Regions from separate parts of the Homo sapiens genome. Here region 2 is linked to region 1. Evidence: read pairs that join two places in POLR2A ChIA-PET (ENCODE). Cell type or tissue: A673. All regions are shown on one strand.

Region 1 (2,500 bases):
AAGTAAGTCAACTGTATAGTGTCTGAATTATGTCTCAATACTGTTGTTTTTAAAAAACAAAACAGGCCAGGCACGGTGTCTCATTCCTGAAATCCCAGAACTCTGAGAGGCCTAGGCAAGGGGATTGCTTGAATCCAGGAGTTCAAGAGCAGCCTGGGCAACATGGTGAAATCCCATCTTGACAAAATATACAAAAATTAGCTGGGTGGTGGCAAACCCACTGTTTGGGTAGAACTCAGTGGGGGAAGCCTCATCTGTTCCCCGGTGTCTGAGGCGTGATTTAGCAGCTGTAGGCTAGGGTCACCTGAAGACATTCACTTATCAGCTGCTGTCATTAACTGGCACACATGTGGCCTCTGCATGTGGCTTCCAAGGGAGCACATCTCAAGCAATCTAGGCAGAAGCCATGTGGCCTTTTATGTCCCAGCCTCAGGAGTCCATAGCATCACTCTTGTGTCCTGGGAGGGGAGTCAAAGATACCTGTACAAAGAGCATTTGAGAGCATGGGGTGGTTATCTTAGGAAAATAAACTGTAACACTGGGAGCAACGGTCCTGAGTGGTCAAGTCGAGATGAGCCCCAGGAGCTGCTGAGACTCTTGAGTATCCCCATCAGGGATGCATTCTCTGCTATGCCACATCCCACCTATTAGAATCTTCTGGATACTATATCTCAAAGATAGTTGATGTCCACTTGAATTCAGCCATTTCATATCTTTTTTCTCTTCTTTTTTTCCCACTCCACCTCCTCCCTCAGCCATTTTATATCTAAAGAGCTTCTTCAAGAGACAGTTCCCAAACAGCACCTTAAATATATATACAATTCGTATTTGTTAATTTAAAAACAAATGAGAAGGAACAAAAAGACCTAAAGGAGCAGAGCTGGATCTGGAGAGCGTCTAATATATATTTATTCATCCTCAAACTAAGGAAACTGCTCTGTGCTGTATAAAAGACTGGAGAAGGGCCAGGCGCAGTGGCTCACGCCTGTAATCCCAGCACTTTGGGAGGCCGAGGCGGGCGGATTATGGGGTCAGGAGATCAAGACCATCCTAGTTAACATGGTGAAACCCCGTCTCTACTAAAAATACAAAAAATTAGCCGGGCATGGTGGTGGGCGCCTGTAGTTCCAGCTACCCGGGAGGCTGACGCGGGAGGATGGCGTAAATCCGGGAGGTGGAGCTTGCAGTGAGCTGAGATCATGCCACTGCACTCCAGCCTGGGCGACAGAGCAAGACTCCATCTCAAAAAAGAAAAAAAAAAAAAAAAAAGACTGGAGAAGGAGGTGACATAGATTTTGCACATGGGAATTCATGAGGAGGGGAGTTCCTGAAACTTCAGGCTGCCATGGGCTGCCCTACTTGCTTCATTTCTGACCTGCTTGTTCCCAGTGACTGGGTTGGTTGGCATCACCAGTGTCTCAAATTGGGCCATTCTGAATACATTTCAGAAGCAACAGGAAGGTAAGAGTGCCAGGCTCCACAATTGTTTATGAACAAGTACATTTCTGCTGCATGGATTTTTAATTTAATAAGGCTGTTTTTACCATGGCTTTTTTTTTTTTTTTTTTTTTTGAGATGGAGTCTAGCTCTGTTGCCCAGGCTGGAGTGCAGTGGTGCAATCTTGGCTCACTGCAACCTCTGCCTCCCGGGTTCAAGCAATTCTCTGCCTCAGCCTCCCGAGTAGCTGGGACTACAGGCGCCTGCCACCACACCTGGCTCATTTTTTATATTTTTAGTAGAGACGGGGTTTCACCATCTTGGCCAGCCTGGTCTTGAACTCCTGACCTCGTGATCCACCCGCCTCGGCCTCCCAAAGTGCTGGGATTGCAGGCGTGAGCCACCGTCCTTACCATGGCATTTGTAAGTGTATGTCCACTGCAGAAACAAATTTCTATTCTCAATGTTGAGCTTTATTAACTGAATTTGAAATAGCATTCACAACAGTTAGATGCTTTCTCTCTCACAAAATGGATTTCCAAAAGCTTTACTCTGATTCCAAGAGTTGGATGGAAGACAGTTTATATATACAAGCTGGAAGCCACCACACCCAGTCTATTTCTTAAAATTTGGACAATTTATTAAAGTGATATGTGCCCATGGTTAAAAGCTGTCACTTTCCAAGTCTCATTCCTCAGAGGCAACTTCTAGAAATTCTTGCAGCTTTCTTTTTCTCTAGCAGTTACTGCTGCACTATGTCTAAAGTATACACTTGGCTGGGGGTGGTGGTTCACACCTATAATCCCAACACTTTGGGAGACAAAGGTGAATCGCTTGAGCCCAGGAGTTTGAGACCAGCCTGGGCAGGTCAGTGAGACTGTCTCTACAAAAAAATTTTAAAAACTAGCCAGGCATGGTGTCATAGGCCTGTAGTTCCAGCCTTAGGAGGCCAAGATAGGAGGATTGCTTGAGCTTAGGAGTTTGGCCTGGATATTAAAGCAAGACCACCATCTCTTATTAAAAAAAAAGCTACACACTTTATCGCTATTCCTTAATATATCAA
Region 2 (2,500 bases), 220 kb before region 1:
ACATTCACCCACAAAGTGAGTTCACCAAGATGTCTGTGCTTTCAAGTATCTTTACATGCCATTTACTAGCTGACAGTTCTCATAAGTTTATCACAGCTCTAACTTCTTCCCCCAACTCCAAACTTCCATATCTAATTACTTATTTGATATCTCCATTTATTTATTTTTATTTTTATTTTTTGAGATGGAGTATCACTCTGTTACCCAGCCTGGAGTGCAGTGGTGCAATCTCTGCTCACTGCATCCTCCACCTCTGGGTTCAAGTGATTCTCCTGGCTCAGCCTCCTGAGTAGCTGGGATTACAGGCATGTGCCACCATGCCCACCTAATTTTGGTATTTTTAGTAGAGACAGGGTTTCACCATGTTGGCCAGGCTGGTTTTGAACTCCTGACCTCAGGTGATCCACTTGTCTCCCCAAAGTGCTAGAATTACAGGTGTGAGCCACCACGCCCACCTGACATCTCCATTTAAATCTCCAGTAGGAGGGGCCTGGCGCGGTGGCTCACGCCTGTAATCCCAGCACTTTGGGAGGCCGAGGTGGGCGGATCATGAGGTCAGGAGATCAAGACCATCTTGGCTAACATGGTGAAACCCCATCTCTACTAAAAATACAAAAAAAAATTAGCCAGGTGTAGTGGCGGGCACCTGTAGTCCCAGCTACTCGGGAGGCTGAGGCAGGAGAATGGCGTGAACCCGGGAGGCGGAGCTTGCAGTGAGCCGAGATTGTGCCACTGCACTCCAGCCTGGGCGACACAGCCAGACTCCGTCTCAAAAAAAATAAAATAAAATAAAAAATCTCCAGTAGGAGGCCAGGCATGGTGGCTCACATCTGTAATCCTAGAACTTTGGGAGGCCAAGGCGGGCAGATCATTTGAGGTCAGGAGTTCAAGACCAGCCTGGCCAACATGGTGAAATCCTGTCTCTGCTAAAAATTCAAAAATCAGCCAGGCGTGGTGGCGCACGCCTGCAGTCCCAGCTCCTTGGGAGGCTGAGGTGGGAGAATTGCTTGAATCCAGGAGACGGAGGCTGCAGTGAGCCGAGATCGCACCACTGCACTCCAGCCTGGGCGACAGAGTGAGACTCCATCTCAAAAACAAAAACAAAAAAATCTCCAATAGGCATCTCAAACATAACTTGCTCCCTCTTATCCACAACCCTCTCCTCAGAAAAACCCTGCTCCTCCTACAGTCTTCCCCAGATCAATAAATGGTAAATCCTTCCAGTGTTAAGCCAAAAACCTTAGCATCAGGCAAAACTATGGAGTAAAAAGATCAGTGGTTGCCAGGAGCTGGGGGAAAGGGGATGAAGAGGTGGAACACGGGGGATTTTTAGGGCAGTGAAAATATTCCGTATGATGGTTCTAACGGTGGCTAGATGTAATTATCCACTTCTCCAAGCCCATAGATTGTATAAGTGAACCCTAATGTAAACTATTGGGTGATCACGATGTATGAATGCAGGTTATTTGCAACAGATGTACCACACTAGTGGGGAATGGGGACAATTCAGGGAGGCTCTGCATATGTGGGGCAGGGGGGTATATATGGATTGTCTCTGTACCTTCCTCTCAATTTTCTTGTGAAACTAAAACTGCTCTAAAAAACAAAGTCTTGGCCGGGTGCAGTGGCTCATGCCTGTAATCCCAGCACTTTAGGAGGCTGAGGTGGGAGGATTGCTTAAGCCCAGGAGTTCGAGACCAGCCTGGGTAATACAGTGCGACTCAGTCTCTACAAAAAAATTAGCCTGGCACGGTGATGCACGCCTGTAGTCCCAGCTACTCAGGGCGGGGGTGGGGAGGGGCTGAGGTGGGAGGATCACTTGAGTCCGGGGGTGTTGAGGCTGCAGTGAGCTATGATTGCGCCACTGCACTCCAGTCTGGGCAACAGAACTGAGACACTGTCTCAAAACAAAAAACAACAGAAGACAAAGTCTTTAAATATGAAAAAAAAAATCTTAGCATCATCCTTGATTCCTTTCTTCTCATGCCTACCACCAATACATCAGGAAATACCTAGAATACTATCTACTTCTTGCCATCTCCAATGCTACTACCCTGGTCTAAGCCAGCTTCATCTCTCTGCTGTGTGACCTTGGGCAAGCTCCTTACCTTTTCAGGCTTCTGTCATGAGGATTAAATGGCTTATTATCTGTAAGGTGCTTAACAGTGTTCATCACATAGGATGTGCCATATCAGTGCTTTTTAAATAAATAAATGTCCTCAATATAGAAATGGCTTTCTAAGGCCCTAGTCCCCCTACAGTCCATTCAGAACACAGCAGCCTCATGATCCTTTTAAAGCCTAGGTCAAATCTTGTCATTGCCCTGTCCTTCAGCTCCTGCTCGACCTAGGCTAGCCACACTGGCCTCCTGTCTGGCCCTTGAAAACACACCAGTGCTGATGCAGCACTGTCACCTTCAGGGTTTTTACCCTTGCTGCTCCTTGTGCCTCTGCTATCCACACGGCTTGCTCCCTCCTTCCCTTCAGCTATATGATCAAAT

Evidence for each region. ChIA-PET counts read pairs that join two places held together with the same protein. Peaks named below come from ENCODE experiments on the same cell type or tissue, not always from the same donor. Only the 100,000 strongest peaks of a DNase experiment are listed, where the experiment ranks them.
Region 2: POLR2A ChIA-PET joins it to region 1 with 6 read pairs; 5 of 35 experiments call an interaction of 5 or more read pairs at or near these places.

What each region holds. Positions count from the first base shown.
Region 1 is chr1:19,263,493-19,265,992 of GRCh38, reverse strand. It overlaps the pseudogene AKR7L. Among named protein-coding and RNA genes, the nearest start is that of MRTO4, 13 kb to the right of the region's middle. In A673, no CTCF peak of the experiment used is centred here; no DNase peak of the experiment used is centred here.
Region 2 is chr1:19,487,676-19,490,175 of GRCh38, reverse strand. It overlaps a transcript of LOC105376819 not described here. Among named protein-coding and RNA genes, the nearest start is that of CAPZB, 3.4 kb to the right of the region's middle. RefSeq lists an enhancer at 2,294-2,500. In A673, CTCF peaks have their summits at 2,067 and 2,267; no DNase peak of the experiment used is centred here; H3K27ac peaks cover 442 bases.